2 separate regions of the Homo sapiens genome follow, and region 2 is linked to region 1. Evidence: read pairs that join two places in POLR2A ChIA-PET (ENCODE). Cell type or tissue: PC-3. All regions are shown on one strand. Links, peaks and the distances in the headings refer to the core of each region. The heading gives the core; the rest is flanking DNA.

Evidence for each region. ChIA-PET counts read pairs that join two places held together with the same protein. Peaks named below come from ENCODE experiments on the same cell type or tissue, not always from the same donor. Only the 100,000 strongest peaks of a DNase experiment are listed, where the experiment ranks them.
Region 2: POLR2A ChIA-PET joins it to region 1 with 5 read pairs; 2 of 35 experiments call an interaction of 5 or more read pairs at or near these places.

Annotation. Positions count from the first base shown.
Region 1 is chr4:174,419,574-174,428,441 of GRCh38, reverse strand. MIR4276 (microRNA 4276) reads right to left here and starts at 4,647; the gene lies at 4,578-4,647. In PC-3, for the core only: no CTCF peak of the experiment used is centred there; a DNase peak (open chromatin) is centred at 4,621; H3K4me3 peaks cover 367 bases; H3K27ac peaks cover 1,573 bases.
Region 2 is chr4:174,707,047-174,711,046 of GRCh38, reverse strand. The region is part of intron 5 of GLRA3 (glycine receptor alpha 3); the gene reads left to right. Among named protein-coding and RNA genes, the nearest start is that of GLRA3, 120 kb to the left of the region's middle. In PC-3, for the core only: no CTCF peak of the experiment used is centred there; no DNase peak of the experiment used is centred there; H3K4me3 peaks cover 606 bases; H3K27ac peaks cover 426 bases.

The sequences.
Region 1 (8,868 bases), core at 2,860-6,859:
TTTAACTCAAAACTCCCATTCTCTCAGTGAGAGCTTTTCTGACCACTCCATGGAAAATATCACACATATATCCCTCACATGTTCTTTCCATGCATTACTCCTGCACTTCACAGATATGTGTTGAATATATAAATGTATTCTCCAGAAGGCCAATTACAGAACCAAAACTGCAAAGGGGAAGATTATACACCCAAAACACCATAGGACTTTGGTCATTTATAAATGCACAAATCTTAGGAACAGGTAAAGAATTTGATTTTGAGAATGCTCGCAAAACAAAGAGGAATAGTAGGATTCAAGTATTTACTGCATAGTTGGACTATCTTAATTAGGAAGGCATGTTTAATAAATCAAAACATTCACATGAGTACAAATGTCTTTGATGAATGACAAGATCAAAACTATGCCTACAAACTGAAACTTAAGTAATACTGTAGTAGATTCTTACAATGTTATGTTGCATCACGATCCTTTCAAAATATAAGTTGGACTTACACTAGAAGCAGAGCTTAGTCACCCCTGACACAGTTTCCAGTTGCCCACTTTCTCCTAATTCTTTAGTGTGGTTGATCCAGATATCTACCTTGCACAACGACCTCCTAGGGAACACCTTCCTGTAGGACAGCTATATACCACCTACTTGAGTTGCTCTCTGACCCTGCCTGGACTGTTCATACATATATGGCGCAATGACCATCTCTCAGTCACAGTGTAGACTACATGCAGCTCGTGCCTGCTTCCTCTAAACCCACAATTCAAAAACTCTATCCCATGTTCTATGGGAAATCTAGTACCCTTATCAACATTTCTGAGAATTCCTTGGGGTTCATATCTTCATGGTTACTCTGGCTCTGCCTGCCTGCCTCCACTAGACTACTGATGTCATTGGCATCTGATCCCCTATAACTATTCTCCTGCCCTCTGCTCTGTGACAACCAGGACATGAAAAGCAACCTTATTCCTCTGAATAACCTATAAACAGCTCACCCATAATATTTGTTCATGTGTTACATTTACCTTATGATTTGAAATGATACATAAATGTATTTACATGGCCTTTGAAATTTTAAAATTTAATATTATACTTTCTCACTGTTTACATTTATTTGACCTGCCTTCAATAATCTCTTACTGTTCATTTTCCTCCATGGATATTTGCTCTGCTATGTTACTCGGCCATGTCTGTTTCTTTCTCCTCTCTTCTTTCTTACTCTTTTTACTACTTGTTTTTTTTTGAGTCGGAGTCTCACTCTGTCCCCCAGGCTGGAGTGCAGTGGCACAATCTTGGCTCACCGCAAACTCTGCCTCCCAGGTTCAAGCGATTCTCCTGTCTCAGCCTCCCGAGTAGCTGGGATTACAGGCATATGCCACCATGCCCCAGTATTTTTATATTTTTAGTAGAGACGGGGTTTTACCACGTTGCCCAGCCTGGTCCCAAACTCATGACCTCAAGTGATCCACCTGCCTCAGGCTCCCAAAGTGCTGGGATCACAGGCGTCAGCCACGGCGCCTGGCTACGACTCTTTTTCTAATATTTGTTCATCACTTTCACAAAGAATATAGCTCTTCTTCATTTTTATTTTCTTATAACCCATGCTGTTAAGTTTTCACATTATACTGAAATATAGTTTCTCACGTTAGTTTACAAACAAGACGATTCCTCCTCGTTAAAGGAACTGTTAAGCCAGATGGTGAAAGTCTTTGCATCCAAGAGTCCTGAGCAGCTGAGGTATATGAATAACAGCTGCCTGAACCCAAATCTCCTCAAACAACCTCTAAGCAACAAGAATAAAACCACACAAAATTCTCACCTTTGGCAAAATTAGAAGACAGAAAAATATTACAAGTGAAAATTACCCATAGGTATAAAAATAAGCACCAAATTCCAGCATAGCTAACTTTCGAAGCTCTTCTGAAGTCATTCCCACAAAGAAAAGGGGTTCTGAAAAAATGCACAAGAAAGATAAGGGACAATTGAGTTAAAGCCAACCCCAGGAAGAGATAGCTCAAAGAGTCCTGATAATAATCCTGGTGATGGATTATTAATCATTGAGTTCTCTAAGAATCAATTAATCCATCCAAATCTAAATAAATGAACAAAAACTAAATTAGTACTGGGGGAATCTTATCCCTTTAAGTGGAATGTCAGCTAATAAATGTAGAAGGGATGGTAGACTTAGAAAATCACCATTTTGGAACTATTACAATAAAAATTGATGTAAGCAAAAATTATCAATGAGTACTTAAATGAGTAGGTCAAAGTTTGGGGAATAAAGAAGATTTAGGTATCTTCAAAGTATCTCTCCACAAATTAATTATAAATTACTAAGGGGAAAATAAAAAATTTGCAGTGGAAAAACCTAGCAGAACCATCTTAGCCAATCAATCGTAGCTAACATCACCAATCATGGGACAGACCAGCATCATGTTGCCTGCTGATGTGATGTGCTGAGAAGAGTACAGTCTCATGTCTGTTTCCCTATCTGACATGCATGACCTGGTTCTAAACAGAGGAAATATCAGACAGACCCAAACTGAGTGACATTCCACAAAATAACAGGTACTCTCCAAGCTGCCAAGGTTATAAGGGAAAAGACTGAGGATTTAATCTAGATTAAAAACACTCCAGGGACATGATGATTAAGCACAATTCTTACCACTGAGTTAAATTTTAGACCAGGAAAAAAAACACAGGACATTGTTGGGATAATGGACTAAATTTGAATATTGGCTCTGGAAGAGGTATTCCTATTATATAAATGGTATATATATTTTTTTACTCTGGTAATTTTACTAGTTATTCAAGAGAATGTGTTTTTCTTAGGAAACACACACTGTTCGAAAGGTTAAAAAATGTTTATTAAGAGAGTAAATGATAAAGCAACCAGAGCAAAAATGTTAATAATTTGTGAATCTAGGTAAAGAATAAAATGAGGATCATTTGTTCTATTCGGATAATCTCTCTGTAAAACTTGAAATTATGGTAAAATAAAACGTTTAAAAAATTCTTGTTCTACTTTATTAAAAATAGAAAATTCTGATATTTTCCTTTTAAAAAAATAATCTCTGAAGTTAGATAACTGGAAACAAAAATTTACAAAGCTTCCCCACAGATCCTTATGAAATAAGTTTATGGTAGAATTAAACATATCCAGGTAACTCAATCTTTTGCTTTTAAGCCAAATTAATTGAGCCAAAAACAATACAGAGCTCTTAAAACATTTTGTTGATTTTTGATAAATTAAGTTGTCCCAGTATTGCCAAAATGTTTACAACAATAATACAACAAAACTGGCCAGGCACAGGGACTGACACCTGTAATCCCAGAACTTTGGGAGGCCAAGGTGGGAGGATCACTTGAGCCCAGGAGTTCAAGACCAGCCTGGACAACACAGTGAGACCCTGCTGTGATTGCACCACTGCATTCCAGCCTAAGCAACAGAGTGAAACCCTGTCTCCAAAAAAAAAAAAAAGAAAATAAAAGAAAAGAAAAAAAATCATAAAACTAACACTCTTCAGTCATTATATGATTTTCATTATTGAAGTTTTATATTTGCTAAAATACCTGTTTTTATTGATCCATCTAGTATTAATAGGTGTAACTGCAACATGTCCTTTTGTTTATGAGCTTAAAAATATAGCAGAAACTACTATAAATTGAGGATTTACTTATGCTAGGTATGGTGTAAGGAAAATTTTAAAAATAGCATTCTGTTTTTTGATCTTAAAAAATCCTATAGGTATGATTAGTACTTTATCTATTTATAAATAAGGAACTGAAGATAAAGAAGGTAAAGAACTTAGACCTAACTTCACACAGTTTGTAGTTTGTAACTGGCAGAGGTGAGGTTCTAAACCTAGTCAACAAGGCTAGAAAGCTAGTAGGTTTCCTAGCACCCTATGTAGTACATATGCTTGCTAGTACTATTAGTAATTCCAATGATTTTTACTTTGGGATTTGGCAAAATCTCTCAGGATAAATAATTCAAAATCATCAATTGTTAAGTAATTTTCCTAGATGAATTCTTGGAATCAAGATGATAGTCTGCTTAACATACGATTCCATTATCTTATCATGTCGGACTACAGCCTGGCAAAGGTACACTGCTCTGTTGAAAAATAATTTTTAAATATACTGTTATTAATCTGGAAGAAACTGCAATGTAGGAGATCTAGAAATAGATAATATTAATTTATTCTGAAAAATTAAAAGGACAGACTTGAGTAACAGACAAAATTTCCAAATAAGCAGATCTTGATTTTGAAGTTCAGGTTTTTATTCTATTTTAATTAAAAATCTAATAACAAAATCAAAAAACCCAGAAACAAAATCCTTGCAAATATTTTTCGTTTTGAACTTCTTTTTTATTACTATTATAATTTTTTGTTGTTGTTTTTACATGCAGAGATAGGGTCTTGCGAGGCTGCCCAGGGTGGTCTCAAGATTCTGGGCTCAAATGATCCTCCCACCCCAGCCTCCCAAAGTACTGGGATTGCAGGCATGAGCCACCACACCCAGCCTGTTTTGAAATTCTTTAAGTTTTCATATGAGCTGTCAAAAAGGTTTCTAGCTACCCATTGCTTTCAGACACAGTAGCTCTATTTACGTGGCCACTGCCAGCACATGAGTCACTGAGTCAGACTGTGACATGCCCACAGCATATCCCATTATTTAACTCATTGACTCAAGGAACACATAAGAAAAAATACACAGTCTACAAATTAATCACTTTAGCAAAATTGGCTTTACACATATTCCAGGATACGTGCATGATTAAGCAAGCTATATTTATGTCAGCAGAGAACTATAAATAGAATATTTATTTAGAGTCATCTTATCTAAGGAGATGTCTAATTTTTGTTGAATTTACACCTCAGATGTCAGACTCAACAGAAAAACAGGCAAGACATGCAGTTTTGTTTTATCTTCCTCCACCAGCCCCAATGCCAAATGTCACATGACACACACACATATACACACACACACACACACACGCAAAAAGGTTGTATTTCTCCGGTAGTCAGAATAGCAATAGCGAATTCAATGGTTCTATGAATGTCTGGATCATGTTTTGGAAAGAAGTAACACTTCTGCAGAAATTTTGTTTCCCTGTTTCTCTTAGATTCAAAGAGCTGGCAAACTGCCAAATCGGAAATTCTGCAAACTGGAAGTGCAAATTGTGTTATTTGTATTGTAATCTTTAACATGTGTCATTTCAATGATTCCCAAATCACACTATGAATCAAAATTAAAACTAAAAATGCAGGTTTTGATAAAATAGGATTCAATGGAAATGTAAAATTACATTTTAGCACAGTGTCCTCCATTGAATATGTTTCCTTCTTTCCCTCTTCCTCTTTTCAGTTTAGTCTCACACAGGTTTTAGATTTTATCTGAGGTTTGAGAGTAAAGTGTTGCATACCTTCCAAAAAGCTTTTGCCTTATTTCCAATTATTGCAATGCAATATTAGATAAGAATCCAAATAAGTGTGATTTATGGGTATTGTTACATTTATCTGGAAAAAAATGCAAACTTAAAAGTGTTTGACAGGGCTCACCACATGAGAAACATCTAGACCCTTCTAGCTTGTCAAAGAAATGGAAGACAATTGAAAGAGTTTGTAGTAAAGCGTGGAAAGGACCAATTTAATGATTTTGTTAAAAGAAATGAAAACAATTATGTCATTATAATATTACTGCTATAATATTATATGTTATATGTTGTTATAACAGAAAAAAGTCAACATCTTTCATCATTCATTTTTGAAATTAACTTCTGTCATACAATTGAACATTTGTTTTTGCTTCCTTTTTTTTCTCCAAATATTTGGGTTTAGTTGAGGTTCTGGAAAAAACTTAGTGTTTTACTTTAGACTAAATAAGCTTAAAATTCACTCAATATCAGCATAAAAACTTTTACCGGAACATTTTGCATAGGACCATATTCCTGTTTTCCATAAATTTAATCTACTAAAATCTAAGAGCCAGATCAGAATTCTTTTTTTGGCAGGCGAGCTTAGAGAAAAATTAAAACAATCAGATTGTTTTCTTGAGTCTCTATAAGCATACCTCCTCTGCACAGTGAATTGAAAATCCTTTTGCTTCCACATCTGATAAATAATACAATTAGTAACTCTAATAATTTTTATTTTTGATGGAATGAAAATGCAGTCATCACTTTGTGAATTTTTTTTTTTTTTTTTTTTGAGACATGGTCTTGCTCTGTCCCCCAGGCTGGAGTGCAGTGGCACGATCTCAGCCCACTGCAACCTCTGCCTCCTGGGTTCAAGCGATTCTCCTGTTTCAGCCTCCTGAGTAGCTGGGGCTACAGGCAGCTCCTGTGCCACGATGCTGGCTAATTTTTGTATTTTTAGTAGAGACAGGGTTTTACCATGTTGGCCAGGCTGGTCTCAAACTCCTGACCTCCAGTGTTCCACCCACCTCAGCCTCCCAAAGTGCTGGGATTACAGGCATGAGCCACCGTGCCCTTCTGCTTTGTGAAATAATTTAAGTGAATTCACATGCATGCAACTTCTCCCATGTGTGAAGCAAGTCAAACACAAGAAACATGATCTCCACATTCTGAACAGTAAATGGAATGTGAATATGGAATGAACAAATGTAATTAAACACTTATTCACTGGAAATGGACATATAATGACAAATATAAAAAGAAAAAATATGTAAGAATAATGTACCTGTACTCAAACTTGTCCTTCAGGCAATATTGTGAGAAATTTCTCCACTAAACCCAATGAGGAAACTGAAGAAAGTAAAATATTAGCATCCAATTTTCTTATGAGTTGATTCAATAAGCATTTACTAAATTCCATACAAAGTTTAAAATAACAATTCCTGCAGTCCTAGAGCTCTCATGGTACAGGAGAGAGAAATGTACACAGAAATTTACTGGTGTGGTGAGTACCACAACTTAGATGCTGACAGAGTACAGTGGGAACACAAAAGTGGAAATATGTAATCATGCACACAGACATCACAGAATATTTCATAAAGAAGGTAAATTTTCAGTTGAGTGACATATAATTACAAGGAACTCCCTAGACGGTTGCAGGGGAAAGTAGTTGCAAAGATATGGAAGGGAAAAAGAACATATCGTATTTTAGAAGATTTCTAAATGTTTTAGCACATGTGGAATATCTGGAGTATAAACAGAGAGGGAATAACTTTGCCCATTAAAATAAGGAATTAAGAAGCCACCATTATTTTTATTGTTTTTTGTTTTTTTGCTGTCAAATTAATTTTTCATCTTTGGAAATTTGAAAATGGGGAAAACATAGAGAAGAAAATTAAACCTACTTCAAATTCTGTCAGCAAAGAATTGTGTGGCTTGACTACATGCTTTATTCCACAGCCGTGCTTCTAACAGCCTTGCAGTGATACTGATCTGAGGCCATGGGCAGCAAATGAGACTGTCCCCCAAGTCAGCTGGGACCAACGATACTTCTCCCAACTGTCACCAAAATGTTCTCCACTTATTTTCCACAATGATGCATTCTTTTCTCAGTCTTGGTGCCTTCTGGATAATTAAATTTTCCCTAGATTTGGATGATATTTCCTTGATTTTATGGTATGTGATTGTTGTTTTCTACTCTTGGCACCAGTAAAGGTAGTTCTCTTTTTTATTATTATTATTTCCTATTGTTTTTCTCCTAGCGTATGACCACTTGTTGAAAAAGGGTTTTGCTCTTAAAGGAAGCTTTGCCAGAAATCCAGAGCACATTTTCTCCTTTAGTTCAGGATTATACATGTAAGTGGCACTGCTGGGTCAAGCAAGAAGTACTATTGAAAGGGTTTGGTATAGAGGCAAGTCGCTTTCTGAAAAAATGTCAATTTTCATGCCTATGATGGCATGTGAGATGCCATTTTCTAGCATGCTTACCGACAATGGGTGTTATCTTTTATTTTTGCAAAGAGTTGAGGGATTTTGAAGAATCATGGTGATAAAATCAGCATTTAACTTTCTTGCTGTCACTCTTCCCGCAGCGTAGAGGATACGCTGAGCATACAGGGTATGGTCTGGTTTGCAGGCCAAAAGATAAGGTAGGTGGTTTGTGAAATAATGTAGATGAGAAAACATAACCAAGGAAGTGGCAGGAAGAAGAAGAGAGATGGAAAAAAATTTGAGAGACAGGAAGGAAATATAAATATAGTAACCAAGAACACGTTGCTAAAGGGGGCAATAAAAATAATTCTGAAAATCGCTGGTCTCTACAAAGCACTGTACACATATTAGTTCATATAATTCTCACAAATTTAGAAGATAGGTGTTATTATTATGATTTTTCAGATTTGTAAAATAGGTTAAAGTAGACATTTAGAAAGTTGTATTATAATGATTGTACTCACTTGTATATAGGAAGCAAGATAATACATATAGCTATGCATTGAGTGTGAACTGCTTGTGAGACATAATCATATAGTTAAGTAGATTCAGGGAAATGTGGATTTGGAATTTAAGACAGAGAGAGGAATCATAAAATTTAAAACTTGACAGTCATTAGGATATCTGGTTCCCCCAATAAATCTAAGTCTTAAAGTAAGGCAAACCTTATTTATGAGTTTTATACATCAGATATATTATATGAATATAGCATGTCTCTTTCTCTCAAATAAGTAAACTGCCTTAAAAAAAGATAGTATCTAATCTACATACTATGTGAAGAGCAATACTATTTATGCAGGAAAAGGATAGGAGGGAGAAAGCAGAGAATAATACCACCAAGGACAGATGTTCGCAATATGTAAACTGAGTAAAGTTCCTTGAAGGAGTGAGATTTAAAAATATATATCTGGGGCCAGGCACAGTGGCTCACGCCTGTAATCCCCCAGCGTTTGGGAGGCCAAGG
Region 2 (4,000 bases), core at 1-4,000, 290 kb before region 1:
TACTAAATGACTATTTGATTAAAGTGAAAATTAAGAAAAACTTGATGTTAAGTTACAATGAAAGCACAATATATCAAAATTTCTAGATACAAATAAGCCAGGTTTTTTTAATAAAAATGATTTCACTAAGCATTCTATTCAAAAAGACCAAAAAGACACAATAGAGTGTCCAAAGAATCACAAAAACCCCTAAACCTGGTGCTTTGAAAAATCTCAGAACCTAGACACATCCCTGGAGAAATTATTTAAAGAAAAAAAAATTAGGTTGATTGAATATCAAAAATACAGAATGAAGAAATAGAAATAATCGTAGTATGCCAGCTTAAAAGCAATGAAAGAAAATCCTGAGCAATTCTATCTTTTTCAGTCATAGTTATGGAAAGGAAACTCAGCCAAAACCTTTATTTGAAAACAAGAAGGAAGACTGGGGGAAAAACGTCCGCGTAAAGAGCTAACTTTGTTATAAATTAATGAGAATTTCCAAGAGCGGAGACAATAATGATAGGAACAACAACAAACATTTTGAAAACCTGTTCAAATATTTGCTATATAAAAAGAAGAATTATGCATAAAGATGATTTCCTCAAGTTTCCTCTCAATCGGGAGAACTGGATATTTAGCTTTGTTTACATTAATCTGAAAAAAGAAGGTGATTCATGGAAAAAGTAGATCAGAGCTGATGTCTGCTTAACTGTGCTGTGTTTTTTGTGAAAATTTTTGTTCAACTAAAAATTTACTTTGAGTTATGGGAAATTTTAGGATAGAGCTTGAATTAGGAATGTTTGTACAAATATAGAGACACAACCTTAGAAGTACTGCTTATTGAGACATGGATAAGCATGCAGACATGAAAATCAATGAAATTTCTGGAGATAGCATAGAAAACGACCACCAAAAGAGAGCCAGAGAAAGACAGCATCATCAAGTTTTAGAAAAACTGGAAGAAGTGAAACAGAGAAAGACAATAAGGAACTCTTTGTGATATTTTAACAATATGTTTCCTAGAGGCTATTTGGAAAATATGATTAATCTAGTTTATTCATGGAGGGTAGACTCATTAAAGGTAAAAAAAAAAAAAAGAAAATCAACATTATGTTTTCTTCAATATTTAGGTATAAAAATGTATTAGCTGCAACACAAGTGGTATTTATCATAGTGTTTCACTCTGCTGCCATTTAAAAATCAAAATAAAATAACTGCACTAAAGTTGAATCTTTACTGTTACAGTAATTTAGAATGCTAACTCATCACTGAGAATTCCACTGAAGTCAAAGGAAAAAATGTGGCCCCGTTTATATGTTCCAAGTTCGGATGTTTCCCTTATCAAATTATAAAGGCCTCTCTGGGAATGTGCTTATTCCTCAAATCTCAACAGAGTTTCATGTAACTGCTTGTATAAAAGCCAGAAGTTCAACATACTGTTTATTCCTCTGATCTAGAACATACTTAATTCAACTTCATTCTGGGATAAATACTATAAATGTTTGCTTTTAGGTATGAAGAAAACGTGTTGCTTTCATTTATTTTCTCTCTTTTTAATACTCATTTTTCACTCTCAAAGTCGGTAAGAAGACACAGGCCAGTTCCCATGACAATATGCATATCCAAAATTCACACTTTATTCTCAAAATTCATATTTTATTAGGAGAAACCTAAGAAAGTAACAATAAAAATATCAAACCATACATACCACACAGAGAATTCTGCAATGAAGACTTGTTTTTCACTAACTGTTTTAAATTTGAGCCCCAATTTTTATGTGCAGTTCTTGATTGTAATAAATGAAACTGAGGAAAGTTCCTAGTGAAGACAAACTACTAAAGTGATCACTGGCCTTCCTTCTCAGGATTAGATTGCATTAGTTTACTGATTACTTATCAGATGCCATTACCTGAATTTTTTAAAGCTGTTTGAAGCGCTAGCAACATGAGGTAATTTTCAACGGATACGTTTTCATTTATATCACAATTTATAAATACATTTTTACATAAATGCAATTATAATTATTTTATTTGACGCAAAAGAAATAACTAATATAGAATGATATAGAAGAGAAAGAGGTACAACTACCTATATTAAGATCTAGACTATGCCCCTAAGGAATGCTTGATGGAAGTTGATGTACAGGGCTAGAGGCAGGAAAAAAACTCAAAACTGAATTTTCAGTTTTTTATTTACATTAAAAGGAAAATTCCTAACTGTTTTTTTTTTTAATTTGCTAGTTGAAAAAAAAAAGCCAGGAAGGATTTTTTTAATCATGGAAAAACATTGGATAATAATTTCTTAGAATCAGAATAATAGTTAACAGGCATTGATGACACATGGTGCATAAACTATTACTACTTCCATAAAGGGTCTAATTCTGTAGTTCATATCTAAAGAGGAATGTATTGCACTGCAGCCCGGGCAACAAGAGCGAAACTCCATCTCAAAAAAAAAAAAAAAGAGTAAAAGTTAAAATATTATTTAGATTTGAAAAGACAATATAAGAAAATGACTCAGTGAAGAAGTATTGTCTGCCAAAAAGAACAGCCTAAATCTCGAAAATTACAGGGTAATTGTTAAGGGCCAACTTGAAAAAAAAAATTAACAAAAGCTTTAAGAAACTTGATATATACTTTAGTAGTATTGTTGGATAGAAATATATAAAGATAGAATACACTTTAATGGGGTTTTGGGATAGAAATTTCTAAAGAGAGATGAGAGGATTTTATGATTTAATTTCTCAGATTCATTTAAAAACCAGGTTTGACATTACTCAGACCGCTTACTCTGGAATTTATGCTAAATTAGCTAAGGCAAAAGATAAGATTTGGTGATGATTTTTTGCAATTATTTTATAATAGTCTCTACTCTTATCCAAGCTCTTTCATAATTTAAAAGTTTGGATACTGTTCAAAATAATATTATGTTTTTTGTTTGCCTAGTGAGAAATACAGATGGTTCTTGTTTGCTGAGTATTTGTTGCTTAAACCTCTGCAGTTACAGTGTTAGCTAGAAAACAGAAGTCCTCCCAAGACAAAACTATACAGTAATGAACTCGCTACTTATAAAATAAATCTCCACTTAAACATTAAGTATTCCATCCTATGCAACACCAATGGCCATTCTCTTCTAGTCTGTCCACATCTTTCTAGGTTGAATTTTTACTGATCATCAGGTATTCTAAGCATATTGACTACAGTCAGTCATATGGTCAAATTATGCTTCGAGAAGTGAAGTGACTTTCCCAAGGTCACACAACTGTGAAGTGGACAGAGAAAACGATATGATTTAATAGCTCACAAACTTTTCATACAACCATTGGTCATTTTAAAATCTATGTGATGATTTCCAAATATTTATAAATTGTAATTGTGGTATCCTTAAATTATCTCTGCAAGTTAAACACACCCAGTAATTTCATTCGTTTTCTCATATGAAAAGACTTAGAGTTCCCTCCTTTGCCTATTTCCCTTCCCCTAGACGTCTTTCCATGTATTAAAATTGGCCTAAACCGAGACTGCAGAGTAGGGCTTCCCCCCCGTGACAGTGCCAATCATTCTGTTACTATTGCAGTTTCAGATGACACATACATTAGAGATAGCTGCAAAACAGTCTTGACTCAGAACACATCTACAGTCATCTGAGTACTACAACTAAGTTCTATGTCCCCCATCCATGTTTACTAAATTGGTTCACTGGAATAAATACAAAGTACTTTACCTTTTTTCTAGTTAAAGATCATCTTACTAGTTTTAGTCCATAATTCTACTTTGATGATCCATGTCTCTGCTGGTTAATCATCCAGAGAATTGAACAATATATCATTATACACTCCCAGAAGGACAGGACTGAAAACCTTGCAACAGTGCACTACAGGTATTTGTCTTGATTTATTACTACTGAAAAAAATCAACAATTGCTTTTTCAATCAGCTATAAATTACTTAAATGGATATCCATTTCAAAATTTTGAAATCCTTGCTTATAAGAATAACATTAGAATTCATCAGATATCT